5 separate regions of the Homo sapiens genome follow, and all the other regions are linked to region 3. A link is a contact called in ENCODE Hi-C or POLR2A ChIA-PET data. All regions are on one chromosome and are shown on one strand. Each heading gives the region's core, a stretch centred on a gene start or an enhancer-like site at or near the end of the contact. The rest is flanking DNA. Distances are from core to core; before and after follow the strand shown.

What was found. Hi-C counts contacts between places; a loop is a spot of excess contacts on that map. ChIA-PET counts read pairs that join two places held with the same protein, here RNA polymerase II (POLR2A). Pooled maps may share reads with other maps.
Region 1: a map of CD14-positive monocyte shows a loop between it and region 3 (7-fold over the local background). The contact joins the promoter of LSM12 here to the promoter of GPATCH8 in region 3. A Hi-C loop is called at or near these places in 1 of 168 maps with a recorded cell type or tissue (CD14-positive monocyte), 5 of 37 single-sample maps with no recorded cell type and 12 of 50 pooled maps. POLR2A ChIA-PET finds 5 or more read pairs at or near these places in 3 of 52 experiments (HEK293T, activated CD4-positive, alpha-beta T cell and activated T-cell).
Region 2: a loop to region 3 is called in a map of naive thymus-derived CD4-positive, alpha-beta T cell, with 17 times the contacts of the local background. The contact joins the promoter of HDAC5 here to the promoter of GPATCH8 in region 3. A Hi-C loop is called at or near these places in 1 of 168 maps with a recorded cell type or tissue (naive thymus-derived CD4-positive, alpha-beta T cell), 1 of 37 single-sample maps with no recorded cell type and 10 of 50 pooled maps. POLR2A ChIA-PET finds 5 or more read pairs at or near these places in 3 of 52 experiments (MCF 10A, Panc1 and naive thymus-derived CD4-positive, alpha-beta T cell).
Region 4: a map of CD4-positive, alpha-beta T cell shows a loop between it and region 3 (10-fold over the local background). The contact joins the promoter of TMEM101 here to the promoter of GPATCH8 in region 3. A Hi-C loop is called at or near these places in 4 of 168 maps with a recorded cell type or tissue (CD4-positive, alpha-beta T cell, CD4-positive, alpha-beta memory T cell, CD8-positive, alpha-beta T cell and 1 more), 1 of 37 single-sample maps with no recorded cell type and 11 of 50 pooled maps. POLR2A ChIA-PET finds 5 or more read pairs at or near these places in 1 of 52 experiments (H1).
Region 5: a loop to region 3 is called in a map of B cell, with 28 times the contacts of the local background. The contact joins the enhancer-like site here to the promoter of GPATCH8 in region 3. A Hi-C loop is called at or near these places in 2 of 168 maps with a recorded cell type or tissue (B cell and naive thymus-derived CD4-positive, alpha-beta T cell) and 8 of 50 pooled maps. POLR2A ChIA-PET finds 5 or more read pairs at or near these places in 5 of 52 experiments (WTC11, activated B cell, activated CD4-positive, alpha-beta T cell and 2 more).

What each region holds. Positions count from the first base shown.
Region 1 is chr17:44,065,405-44,068,104 of GRCh38, forward strand. It overlaps LSM12 (LSM12 homolog), which reads right to left and starts at 1,267. Exons shown (of 5, transcript NM_001371445.1): 1 at 1,060-1,267. The coding sequence starts at 1,183. RefSeq lists silencers at 800-939, 1,230-1,349.
Region 2 is chr17:44,122,306-44,125,005 of GRCh38, forward strand. HDAC5 (histone deacetylase 5) reads right to left here and starts at 1,336. Exons shown (of 27, transcript NM_005474.5): 1 at 1,199-1,336. RefSeq lists silencers at 1,028-1,167, 1,218-1,317, 1,388-1,447 and an enhancer at 1,538-1,697.
Region 3 is chr17:44,502,070-44,504,769 of GRCh38, forward strand. It overlaps GPATCH8 (G-patch domain containing 8), which reads right to left and starts at 1,337. Exons shown (of 8, transcript NM_001002909.4): 1 at 1,257-1,337. The coding sequence starts at 1,301. RefSeq lists an enhancer at 1,071-1,170 and a silencer at 1,271-1,620.
Region 4 is chr17:44,013,606-44,016,305 of GRCh38, forward strand. TMEM101 (transmembrane protein 101) reads right to left here and starts at 1,358. Exons shown (of 4, transcript NM_032376.4): 1 at 1,211-1,358; 2 at 752-932. The coding sequence starts at 1,347. RefSeq lists an enhancer at 501-1,700.
Region 5 is chr17:44,775,083-44,777,782 of GRCh38, forward strand. ADAM11 (ADAM metallopeptidase domain 11) reads left to right here. Exons shown (of 27, transcript NM_002390.6): 15 at 130-229; 16 at 312-383; 17 at 502-594; 18 at 1,045-1,125; 19 at 1,663-1,713; 20 at 1,817-1,880; 21 at 2,084-2,183; 22 at 2,400-2,519; 23 at 2,613-2,700. Among named protein-coding and RNA genes, the nearest start is that of ADAM11, 17 kb to the left of the region's middle. RefSeq lists a silencer at 809-1,128 and an enhancer at 966-1,466. Within about 2 kb of position 1,334, at least 9 of the 41 ENCODE cell types and tissues checked have a DNase peak (open chromatin) inside an H3K27ac peak, as active enhancers do.

The DNA of each region.
Region 1 (2,700 bases), core at 17-2,516, 440 kb before region 3:
CACTCCATCCTAGCGACAGAGCGAGACTCCATCTTAAAAAAAAAAAAAAAAAAAAGATGCCATAAAAAATTACTCCTCCAAAAAAAAATTCCAATAAACCCACCTGTGGCTCACATAAAAAGGGAAGCCGTGGCACATTTATCCCAACAAGGAAGTGTTTCATTTCCAAGACTGAGTTTCCTGGAGTAATTCAGAAGTCACTTCCACCCCAAAGAAGCAGGCCACCTTTTCCAATCAGTTTAACATTGCTACTTTCAAAAGGGAGGCTGCTACTACGTAAAAGGACTCCATGTGCTGGACTGATCAAGGCAGCATGAGAACTTCACTCTTTCACCTGTAACTCACACATCCCCAAACCACATAAGCCCCTGGCAAGCCCTCTCTGGAACAGGTTTCCAGTGCAAACATCCCCTAAACAGCAACTTCCAAATGACCGAGAAGCCTAAAAATCAGCACAGCCCCCCCACCACACATACACACGCATCAGCGAAACAAGCCACTATCCCTAGCTCAGATACAAACTCTGCCCTGAACTTACTCTCCCCCAAAACAGGCAAGGACCAATTTGGTCACCATCCCACCGCCCTTCCTTGGACGAAATCCCATCAGTGCACATGCCCTCCTAAATTCCATACCTTTGCCCTACCAGCAGTTCCTTACCCTAAACACCCCTCCCCATAATATTTCACCCGCCCCTCCTTTCCATCCGGGCTCCAATCCATCAGCCCCCTCCCACCACCACCCCCTCTCCTAATTACTGTGTCCCCTCTCATAACGTTCCCCCCAAAAAGCCATCCCCGTGTCAAGCCCTCCTCCACCCACTGATCCTCGGTAAAGCCCCAGCTCCCGCAAAGAGAGAGAGACAGGATCCCCAAAGCTGACCGAAGGGCCCGCGGGAGGGGGAGGGGAGCTCAGGGCCGTGCGCATGCGCCCCGGGCGCCGCGGTAGCCGGTCGCCCCTAGGCCCGGAGAGAGCCCCAGCCGCCGCCGTCGTCCCCCACCCCCCGACCACCGCACCTACACGCCGGCCCGGACTCGGGCTTCACGCAGGGAAGGATACTTAAAGCCAGCATTTTGGATTGGTAGTCAAAGGCTACCACCTCGCCCTGCAGCCGCTGCTCCTGGCACGTCCGGCACGACACCTGGCTCCCAACGCTGAAGTACTCGCCCGGAGGAGCCGCCATCTTGGGAGTGCAGCCGCGGCCGGCGGCGGCGGCGGCAGCAGCGGGCGAAAGCCGGGCCCCCAGTGAGCGCCGCGACGCGACGGCGCGCACGGAGCGTGCTTGCGTCACACGCCGGGGCGTGGCCTGGCGCTGGTTGGGGCGGGATCCTAGGTGGAGTGGGAAAGAAGAGGAAATAAAGGGGAATCTGAAAAGTATTTGTATAGCTGCGTCCGCTCGGTTAAGTGCTTGTAGAGTCCATTTTAGAAGTTAAGGATAAATGACCTACGTGGAATGAAAAGGGGAAAGAGGAGGGAGCTGCAGTCTCCATTATATGCACACCTTCCACACAAGAGTTTAATGAATGAATTTTATAAAATATGTTAACCCCATTTTGCATATGAGGAATCAGAGCCTCAGAGGACTTAACGATACTTGGACAAGATGATTATAAGGCTGGGAGCGGTGGCTCACGCCTGTAATCCCAGCACTTTGGGAGGCCGAGGCGGGTGGATCACCTGAGGTCAGGGGTTCGAGACCAGCCTGGCCAACATGGTGAAACCCCGTCTCTACTAAAAATACAAAAATTAGCCGGGTACGGTGGCGCGTGCCTGTAATCCCAGCTACTAGGGGGACTGAGGCTGGAGGATCTCTTGAACCTGGAAGGCGGAGGTTGCACTGAGCCAAGATTGTGCCACTGCACTCTAGCCTGGGCAACAGAGCGAGACTCTGTCTCAAAACAAACAAACAAACAAAAAAAGATGATTATAACTACTGAGTGATAGTGGAAAGAACATTGGCTGTGGAGTTAGATAAGCTGGAACCAGAATCCGAGGTCAGCCTCTTACTAAATCACCTGACCTTGAGCAAGCAAATTACCTGATCCTGTTTCTTCATAGGCATTTGTATTGTCACTTCTTGAGCATCTAACAGCCCTTTGAGGTAGGAATCAATGTCCTCCTTTTACATAAACTAAGTTTTAGACTAAACTTGTCCACGGTTCCACAACTAGCAAAAACAGTCTGCCTATTTCCAAGGACGGTGCTATTTACTGCTATACTCTGTTACATAATAATACCTACCTCATAGTTAGGAGGTTTAAATGCGGTAACGGGTATAAGTGCATGGCATGTACTAGGTCTTTAATAAATGGTAGTTCCCCCTTAGTCACCCATCACTCTTAGAAGTCAAGACACTTCCCCTTCTCCCTTTTTGCCCTCTCTCCCAGAAAGCCAGGCAAAAGGCAGGAATGAGGAGCAGCGGATAGTGACAAAAAGGGGCTTGGAGGAGGGGTTTTGCGCCCCTGCCCTTGAATGTCCGTCTGATGTACAAAACAGTCGTTTTCTTAATCTTATGCAAAGGACTATGAGCGTGCATTTTCAAGCCCTACTACCACCAATGGCTGTCGCTAACCCACCCACCGCTCACTATAGAAATTTTGGATCCTCGCTTCATGTATAAGAAACAGGTTGACCTTTCTCTAGTCCAGAGGGAAGCAAAGGGCCAGTCTTGGCGCGGCTTAACCTGAACAAAGTTCAAAA
Region 2 (2,700 bases), core at 86-2,585, 380 kb before region 3:
CTGCAAGGCAATCTGGCTAGGGGTCCCTCTGACCAAGACTCCTGGATCTCACCCTCCCCCCCACCTCCTTTTGTTCCCATAATCTGGCTCCATCCTCCCCTCCCAGTTGGACACTGAAACCAATCACCACCACCTCCCCAAGCTCCAAATCTAATCCCAGATCCCAAAAGCATGGTGGTCACTGACTGAGTGATGGGTCCCTTTTGCACCCTCCTAAAAGCAACTGCAGCTGTTACCTTTCCTCTTTAGGGACACACCTCATTTCAGAAGGGGTATCAGCCAGGGGTATCAAGTGGTCATCTCCTCTCCCAAAGGAAGCACCCAACCTCCCCACTTCAACAGCCCCCACCAAGCTCCCAGATTAATTACTTACACCCAGCCAGTTCTCATCTTCCCCAGGGCCCCAGGGAAGGGTGGGGTGGAGAAGCTGACTCCCCCCAAGTTAATAAGGCACTGGTAGTGCCCCCGCTTCCATGAGATACAGATCCAGGATGAAAAATGGGGGGCATCCACCCAAGACAAGAAGGGGTTGGGGGGGAGCTCCATTTCATCTCCTAGCTCTCGCATCCTGGCTCCAAGGTGTCAGACAGGAGAAGAGGGTGGCAACAAACGCAGTAACGCCTCACAGGAGACGGGGTGAGAATAATGGGAGAGAGAAGTAAGGTGGACTCCGCAGTCCCCCTCCTCATGCACGGAAGTCAAGGACATAAAATCAAGGATGCGTTCGTAGCTATGGGGAGAAGCGCTCTGGGTGGACAGCACCCCTCACCTCAGAGTACCAAGAAAGGGGTGTCCAGCGAAGAGGGGTCTGCACAGAATCCGGGTGCAGGGCTCAAATGGCTCTGCAACGCAACATGCGCCGCCAGGGAAGGGGCAAATCAGACAACCCCGGCCGGTCTCCGAGCCATTTGGGGGCGCAGGGCGCGAGAAGGCGGGCCCCTCCCTTACCTGTAGGGAAGGCGCCCCTGTCTGGGAGGGGCAGGGAGGGGCGCGCGCAGCAACCCCGATGTCCCGCTCACGGGCTGCCGATGCTCCCGGGGGGCGCCGGCTGGCTCCCAGGGCCGGGAGGAAGGAAGGGGGGCGCGGAGCGCGGCGCGCGCGCTGGGAGCCCGCGGACAGAGACAGCAGGAGGAGGGGGCGCCGCCTCGCGTCCCGGGGTCCGGGGAAGATGGGATCTGGGCCGGGGCGGCGCGCTCACCCGCTGCGGCTCGAGCTCCGGCTTCGCGGGCGGCGGCGGCAGCAGCGGCGGCGGCAGCGGCGGCAGCACCTCCTCGACGGCTCCTCCATCTTTGCGGCGGCTCCTCCGGCTCCGCTCGCCGCCGCCACCAACAACAACATTCGGAGACGTCACTCCCGTCACGTGACCCGACCCGGAGCTAAAAATAGACCCAGACCCCCCCCCCAGCCCCCCCCGCCTTCCCCTTGCCCGCAGCCACCACCAACCCCTCCCCTGCCTCTCGGCCCTCCCCGCCGGGCGGGGCCAGCGACGCCATCGTGACAGCTCCTTAAAGGGCCAGTGCCCAGCACAGGGTTCGGCCGAGACGGGGTGGAAGGGAAGGGATCGGAACCCAGCGAGCAGGAGTGGAAGGATCGCTGCAGGGGCCGAGTATGGATGCTGGGGCTCAACCTTTGGATTGTAAAAGTTTCCTCCTTGCGCTCCCCGGACTTTCTTTTCAAAACGTGGATGGTGCAATCGTCGCTTGCCTAAGCTGCTCCCCTAACACGCCCTCCCGCGGTCGGGGAGGGGACCTGGGGATAGATTCCCAGGGGCTGGGAGGGCCACCGCAGCCTCTGCAGCGGGGCCTGGCTGCGGGTGGATGGTTCGGACAAGTCTCGAACTCGCCAGCTCTGACCGCACACACTGCATCCGTGCCAGGGAAAGAAAAGCCTGGGAAAGGCCAGGGTATGGCTGTAACACTCCAAGGCCTTCAAAAGGGCAGACCAGCAGACCAGGAGCCGGAAAGACTTCCCTGACTTTGGTGCCATCCACGCTACATCTCCTCTTGGTACACAGTATGAACATGTTTAATTAGACCTAGACAATTTGTCAATGACCCAGCAATTCCACTAACAAAAATGTATTCCAAATAAATAAACGTTGTTATGTTAAAAAATGAACATGAGATTGTTTGTAATGATGTGAAAAGTTGAAAACAACCTAAATATCCATCGATAGGGAATTGGCAAGCAAAGCAGGAGACATTCATTCAGTAAAATATTATCCAGACATTAAAAGTTTTATAGGGGACCGGGCATGGTGGCTCACGCCTGTAATCCCCGCACTTTGGGAGGCGGAGGCAGGCGGATAACCTGAGGTCAAGAGTTTGAGACCAGCCTGGCCATTATGGTAAAACCCCGTCTCTACTAAAAATACAAAAAAATTAGCCGGGCGTGGTGGCAGGCGCCTGTAATCCCACCTACTCAGGAGGCTGAGGCAGTAGAATCCCTTGAACCTGAGAGGCGGAGGTTGCAGTGAGCCAAGATCGTGCCATTGCACTCCAGCCTGGGCAACAAGAGTGAAACTCTGCCTCAAAAAAAAAAGTTTTAAAGGGGCCAGGTGCATTGGCTCTTGCCTGTCATCAATCCTAGCACTTTGGAGGCCGAGGCGGGAGGATTGCTTGAGCCCAGTTCAAGACCAGCCTGGGTAACATGGCGAGACACTGTCTGTATTTTAAAAAAGAGGCCGGGCGTGGGCCGGGC
Region 3 (2,700 bases), core at 87-2,586:
ACAAGGCTTTTTAACAGCCCCCAGATCCCTTACTGCTGCAAAACTTCTCATAAGCGTTCTATGTACTAGACTGTTAACAGTGCTGAGTTAAAATTGTTAAACTGCTTTACCTATTTATTTACCAATCCTATCATCTCAGGGAATTCAAACTCTTTAAACTGCCTTCTGAAACACATCTAGAGTGCTTTCGTACTGCTTTGAGTAGGATCTGCAGCGGGATAAAAACTTGAGTTCTGAGATTCATCCCGACCCAAATTGCAGTTGCCAGGATATGCGGTAGTAATGCAGTGTTTTTTTTTTTTTTTTGAGACTCTACGGATGTATTTTACCTAGAAATAGCCAATCTCTACTAAATCCCTTTTAGTCTTCGAGATTTCCGCGGTAACAATTTCAACAGAAAGGTATTTTCAACAGCGAAAAAACAAGTTATTCTAATTTGGCCTTTATTTTTTACTCAATAGAGCTTGCCATCGTAAGGGCATTTTTCCATACTAACATTTGCAATTGAAGAAAGAAAAATCAAGCTTTTGGCACTAGTGACCCCATGCGTGGACGGCCTATTATCATCACGCTTCTCACAAATCTTTCGAGATAGGATTTGAGGTTAGGCTCACATCGGATCATAGTCCAGTAACTTACTGCTTTCCAAGCCCAATTAACAGCCTAATAACAGCAACACTTATGCCCCGCGAAATCTCAATGTATGACTAACCAATAAGGCGTCTGATAGCGAAGGCAACCTTTTCCCAGGTAAGGAAGAGGAAAAGCAGACAATGAAAGGAATTGATTTATCACAGTGAAGAAAGAAAAGAGAAGGACCCCAAAAGGATCCGTGAGAGCAAAATCCCGGGGTTCGGAAGCCTTGGCCTCAGCAATACTCTCCCCCAAGCCCTCTCAGCCCAACCCAACCACCCCTCTTGTCCCCTGGGAGCCAGCCCTTCGCCGGCACAGATCGGGCAGACCTGGAGGGCACAGCCCCTCACACGGCGCTCAGGCCCGGTTCCGAAATCCGATGCCAAACAGGCGGAAGCCGCAAGCCCCGCGGCCTGAGTTTCAGGGGTAAGAGAATGCGGGTGCGAGGAGATGCGGCCTCCCTCAAGCCGGGAGGCCTCTTGAGAAAGCAGAGACGGGAGAAGAGCGAGCTGGTTCGCAAGTCGGAGCAAAACTGGAAGGAAAGAGGGCTGGGAGCCGGAGATGAAGGAGGTTCTGGGCTAGACCAGCGCCTTCCCCGCATCCTCGGCGACGCCCGTGTTTACCTGAAAGTCTCGGTCTTCGTTGAAGCGGGAGAAGCGGTCCGCCATTTTGCCGCCTTCACTCCTCTCAGGACGACGCTCTCCGGTTCGCTCCTTCCCTCCTGCGACACCCACCCCTCCCCGGTTCCCCGCCTCCTCCCACGCCCACCGGGCGCGCGCAGCCGAGGGAGGGAGCGAGAATGCGCGTCCTGACGGGAGCCCCGCGGCGCAGGCGCCTGCCAGCCCTGGAGGCTGACCCTTCCCTCTAGCCCCTGCTCCGCGCGCGACCCGGAGCGACCCCGGTGGCCGCGCGTGCGCACTCCCGCCCGAGAGCCGCGAGAGCTTCCGGAGGGAAAGGTCAGAGGGGGCACCGTGCGGACAAATCTGGATGTTTTGCTGTTGCTCACTTCCGGGTGTCTTTTCTCACTGTTGCTTCCCCGTGTGCGCAGAAGTCCATCGTCTTCACTAAATAGCAGCATAATGTTGGGCCGAAAGCGCGACCTTAGAGCCAGACTGCTTAGCTTCGAATCTCAGCTCACCCTGAGGATTCAACGGTGAACGAGACAGGAATGATCTCCTCTTATGGGGATTTCATTCCAGTGGAAGAACTCACATAACTCGTAAAATAAATATTTTTAAATATCAACAAGTGCCACAAAAAAGTAAAACTGGCCACAGTGCTGAGAGGGACAGTCTCTGAAAGGACCTTTGACCGAGGCACAGCGAGGAGCCTACAGCATTGGGGCATAGGGAACGTTAGACCCAAAGGCCCAAAGACTGCAAGGAGCTTGACTTCGAGCCATCCTTTGAGAGAAGTATTTCACAAGGGACCGAAGTTGATCCAGATCGACTAAAGCTCTCTGGGCTTCAGTTTCCTTTTTATACAATAGGGAAATTGGATTCAGTAATCTCTGATGCTCCTGCCTAGCGCTGACTATGAGAGTCAAGAATCGGATTTTTCCATCCCTTCTGAGGACCTCACCCAGTGCTCCAGGACTCTTAGCCAAAATACATAAAACACATAGAAGGGTGGCAGGACTTCTCTCCTTTTGAAAAGAGTAGTTGACAGAAATCACACAATGGAAAAATGGGTCTTACCCTGCCCTGAAAGAGTCAAATGGAATGTAATTTTTTGAGGAAGGGTGTGTATTTTCTAGCTGTTACCCTTTGCCCCACCCATGCTTCAGCCTACGCTTCCATCTAAGGGGAGGCAGGGCACACAGAATTCAAACATTGTATTCTTTTTTTTTTTTTTTTTTTGAGACGGAGTCTCGCACTGTCGCCGGAGTACAGTGGCGCAATCTCGGCTCACTGCAACCTCCGCCTCCCAGGTTCAAGAGATTCTCCTGCCTCAGCCACCCTAGTAGCTGGGATTACAGGCGCCCACCACTAAGCCCAGCTCATTTGTTTTTTTTTTTTTTTGAAAAGGAGTCTCACTCTGTCGCCCAGGCTGGAGTGCAGTGGCGCG
Region 4 (2,700 bases), core at 108-2,607, 490 kb before region 3:
TTGAGACAGCGTCACTGCACTCCAGCCTGGGCGACGGAGAGAGACTCTGTTTCAAAAAACAACAACAAAAAAGAAAACTGGCAGGTCCTACCTGCCAGTAAGTGGCAGAACCCAGACACAATGTGTTTCTCCCTTCCCCACTCTCAGATCTGTAGACTCTAATCTTGGTGTTCTTTATTCTACATGGCATGGGATCTATGCCACAAAAACATTGATCTTGCTGCCCTGTAGCTGTTCACACATCTTCCTCCCCTAAGGGTCTGACAGTCTCTTCCTCAAGGACAGTGCCTTTGTCCAACCTTATCTCCAGCCTGCAGGGCCTGGCACAGGTTCTGGCTTAAATGCTATACTAACAGTAATTACATTTTCATAAAATTTATTTTATGAAAACTAGGTACTCTCCAAGGTCCTTTGTACCCCATGAGTCTGAGATTACTAAACTAACAGTTTAAAAGATTCTGGGAACCAGGTGACCGGGGTTCTGGTCCCACCAGTATCCTGTATTGTGGCTTTGGGAAAGTCTGTTTCCCATCTCTAGACCTCAGTTTCCACACTTTGAAGAGGAAGTTTGTGTGGTCTCTAAGATCCATTTCTGCGCTCTGTAATCTCCATAAGCCAAGGGGTTCGAACCTCCCAGGCTTCACACTGTGCAGCTGGCCAGCACCATTCATCGCCCACCAACAGCCCTGGGCATTGGCCTCTGATTCCCCGTCACCCAGAGGGAAGACCCTTTTGGGGCCGAGGCGCTCACCTTCAGCCAGTCCCCGTAGTGGACGTAGCCCCCGATGTAGGCGGCGTAGGTGCTAATGGCCAATTGGAGTGCGGCCCCCAGCGCGAACCAGCGCCGCTTCACGCCAAAGGACATGAAACTAGCGCACAGCACGGCTGCCCCCATGTCGAAATACAGGTAAGGCACTGGGATGTCGGGCTTCCTGCGAGCCGGGAGTGGGGAAGCAACGAGGACAGAATGAAGCGGTGGGGGAAGAAGCTTGAGACCCCTTGAGTTCCCACAGGCTCCACTGCTCCCCCAAACCAGACTCCCCTCCCATGGGCAGGACCGCCCTACCAGATTTGGTCCGACACCCAGACCAGAACCCCTCCCAGGGAGGTCCCAATTCCTCCCAGTTCAAGGGTCCCGACTTCTAGCCCCCAATTTCTTGCCCACATCACCGCCCCCTGCCGCGTTTAGCGGCTGCGTAGGCCTGCTCACCGGCGTGCCTCAGCCCTCTCAGCGTACAGCATGAGCTGGCTGAAGCAGCCCCAAAAGGGGCAGCGTGTGAGCAGCACCGAACCCAACTGCATGATCAGCTGCAACATCCACCGTCTCGAACCTATCTTCGACGCCATCTTGGGAAAGGGCAGTCCGCTGCGGCCTCACCCCAGTCAGAGAAGCAGGCGCGGGGATGGGACACGCAGCTTCCGGGTCAAGCGCTTTTTCTTTTTCCTCCCGGAAACAACGGTGTCATTCTCTAGTTCCGGATCTAAGGTGACCCAGTTGCGAAGTCCAGCCTTCTCGTCTGCTCATGGAGCCTTCAGGGCCATATTTGTCCCTGCGAATTTGAAAACTAGACTAGAGGAAGGAACAGTGGGTTCAGGATAGCAGAAGTCTTGGACCGTAGTATGATGTATTGAAGCAAACTGGTCTTTGAATGCAGCCCGATCAGGGCCCTAATCCTGATTCCAACCCTGTGTGATTCTGGGCACATCACCTAAACTTTATGAGACTCATCATGAAATGGGGATAATTACACCTACCTCAGAGTTGTGAACTTTTTTTTTCTTTTTTTTTTGTTTTGTTTTGTTTTTGAGACGGAGTCTCACTCTGTCGCCTAGGCTGGAGTGCAATGGCACGATCTTGGCTCACTGTAACCTCCGCAACCTGGGTTCAAGCGATTCTCCTGCCTCAGCCTCCTGAGTAGCTGAGACTACAGGCTCTCGCCACCACGCCCGGCTAATTTTTTGTATTTTTAGTAGAGACGGAGTTTCACCGTCTTAGCCAGGATGGTCTCGATCTCCTGACTTCGTGATCCGCCCGCCTCGGCCTCCCAAAGTGCTGGGATTACAGGCATGAGCCACCGCGCCAGGCCAGAGTTGTGAACTTTAAATGTGACAAGGTCGGTCCTAGTACATAGTAGTGGTTCAATAAATGATACACATAACGCACCAGAGGAAACCCCCGTTTCTGTTAAGATCAAAGTAAGGGGTCCTCCTGGCTCAAAGTCACCTCTTTGGGTTTGCCTTTTGCCTGTGCCCTGAGAGAAAAAGGAGATCTGAACATCTGGGACATCTCAAGTCAGTCCATTTCTCCAGCTGCCATGCTCCCGCTGTAACCCAAATTGTCATACTTTGTCAGTTTAATTGCAGCAGACATCCAGGTGGTCTCTGCATTCCCCTCCAGTGTGTTCTCAGCCCCTTCTCCCACGCCCCACCCGTTTATATGTTCTCATAACATCAGCTACCTTCCTTTGAATCACTTGGCACGGTGGCAATTAGATAGATAGATAGATATAGATACACACGCACACACACACACACACACATATATATATATCTGCTTTACATATATATGCTTTTTTTTTATTTTTGAGACAGGGTCTCACTGTGTCACCCAGGCTGGAGTGCAGTGGTGCGATCTTGGCTCACTACAGCCTACACCTCCCAGGTTCAAGCGATTCTCCTGCCTCAGCTTCCCAAGTAGCT
Region 5 (2,700 bases), core at 84-2,583, 270 kb after region 3:
CCCGGGGCAGATCCTCCGCCTCCTCGCGATGGTGACGAAGTCCCCCAGTGTACCCCCTCCCCAGCCTTGAGAGGGGTGAGGGTGGGTTGGAGGGGAGCAGCCAGCAGCACCTCCCCTCGCCCTATCCAGGTTCTACCTGCCCCGCAAGTTCTCGCGCTGTAGCATCGACGAGTACAACCAGTTTCTGCAGGAGGGTGGTGGCAGCTGCCTCTTCAACAAGCCCCTCAAGGTACCAGCCCCGCGGCGGGGAGCATGGGAGCGGGCCCTGGGCGGGGTCCGGGCCAGACTCCCGACCTGTCCTCCCGGTCCAGCTCCTGGACCCCCCAGAGTGCGGGAACGGCTTCGTGGAGGCAGGGGAGGAGTGCGACTGCGGCTCGGTGCAGGTGAGCGGTGGTGCGGGCGCCAGGTGGGGAACCGGGATGCGGGGGTGGGCACGAGGGAGCGTCTGAGTGGGAGGATTAGGGCTCGCCCGCCTCCTTCCCCTCCTCCCGCGTCCCTCAGGAGTGCAGCCGCGCAGGTGGCAACTGCTGCAAGAAATGCACCCTGACTCACGACGCCATGTGCAGCGACGGGCTCTGCTGTCGCCGCTGCAAGGTAAGCAGGACCGGCCGGGAGGCGGGGCCAGGACGCAGGAGGAGCGATTGGAGGCCTTCATATAAGGGGTGGGAGCTAGGGAGGGAAGCGGAGCCTTCGGGGACGAAGGCCTCTGGGGCAGGGCTTGATGCGAAGACAGCGCCAATGGGGAGCAAGGGGCGGGGCTGAAGGATGTTGAAGGCGGGGCTACGAGGAGCGGGAAGGGAAGGCTGCCCAGAATCAAGGAGGGGCGGGAAGGTGGGCGGGCTTGGGGGCGGTGCTGAGTGCGCTGGGAGCGAGGTGGGGAGCGTTCAAGAGGTGGTGGGAGCAGGGAAATAAGAACAGGCCTGAAACGGGGCCCTGGGGAGCTGGAGGGCCCGGGGATGTGGGGGTCCAGAGAGCGAGGGGCCTGGGGAGGGCAGGGCCGAGGCATCCATCCTGCCTGACTCGAGGAGCGCGTCTCTTCCCTAGTACGAACCACGGGGTGTGTCCTGCCGAGAGGCCGTGAACGAGTGCGACATCGCGGAGACCTGCACCGGGGACTCTAGCCAGGTCCGCCCGGCCCCGCCGTCTTGTGGAGCCCTGGGCGAGGCAACCCCTACCCTTGTCGATTTGGTTTTCCCGGACGAGTGCTCAGCACTCCCCTCCTCTCCACAGCTGGCATCGACCTCCACTGATCAGACTGTTTTCTTATCTGAGAAAGGGGTTCTTCATGCTCCTGGCCTTGTTCCTTCAATCATTAAACCAGAATGTATCGTCTGGCTGGTATTCCCAGCGCCTGGCCCGGTGCCTGGTGTAGGTTAGGGATCAGAGTAGACGATAATATTAGTTAACATCTATTACAACCTAATTACATGCCAGGCATTTATCTCCCAGCCCTACGAGGGAGGGAGGCTGGAGCGGCTCTGGGGCTTGCAAATCCGTGTGGTCTGGGTCCAGAACCAGACAGATCGCTTGTCCTAGGCGTGGAAGAGCCCTGTGGCATGAGCCCCCAATGGGGGGCACTTGGTACCCCAGCATTCCTCCCTGGGGCAGCCCTCAGCTCCAGTCCTGGGACTGCTCCGCTCAACCCCACCCCTCTCTCCACAGTGCCCGCCTAACCTGCACAAGCTGGACGGTTACTACTGTGACCATGAGCAGGTATGATGGCTGCCCCCTGAGCCTGGGATTCAGGGCAGTCTCTTGTCTCCACTCTGACCACTCAGCATCTCCATCCCTTGCCTCTTAATTCTTGGACTCTCAGGGCCGCTGCTACGGAGGTCGCTGCAAAACCCGGGACCGGCAGTGCCAGGTTCTTTGGGGCCATGGTGAGTCTGGCTAGGGCTGGGAGTGGGGACTCCGGAGGACCCAGAGCTGAGAAGCTGGGGAGAGTGGGTTCCAGCTGAACAGGCCCCCAAGTGTGTAGCTCCCCAGGATCTCAGGGACCCAGGCAGAGTGTGGGAGATGCAGGCCTGAGGTCTTGGGGTGGGTCCTGGGGCGCGTGGGGTCACTTGGCATCCTCTCCCCACAGCGGCTGCTGATCGCTTCTGCTACGAGAAGCTGAATGTGGAGGGGACGGAGCGTGGGAGCTGTGGGCGCAAGGGATCTGGCTGGGTCCAGTGCAGTAAGCAGTGAGTACTGAGGCTCCCAGAGGGCCTCTCAGCTCCAGGGCAGGTGTGAGACTTTTCAGAGATGGGGCAGCAGGTTCTCCCAGGAGGAGCCTGTCAGTCCCAATGGGCGGGCACGTGGCAAATGAGGTGGCAGGGTGCAGGGTGAGGGCAGATTAGAGTTCAGTAGTTGAGTCTGAGGTCAAACTTGGGGCTCACTGTCTCTATATGCCCCAACAGGGACGTGCTGTGTGGCTTCCTCCTCTGTGTCAACATCTCTGGAGCTCCTCGGCTAGGGGACCTGGTGGGAGACATCAGTAGTGTCACCTTCTACCACCAGGGCAAGGAGCTGGACTGCAGGTGCTGGCCAGGACCAAGACTAGGGAGGGGAGGTTGCAGCTGTGCTGGGGGTTAGGAGACAGGGGGCTGAGGCTGGCTGTGTCACTTCCCCAGGGGAGGCCACGTGCAGCTGGCGGACGGCTCTGACCTGAGCTATGTGGAGGATGGCACAGCCTGCGGGCCTAACATGTTGTGCCTGGAC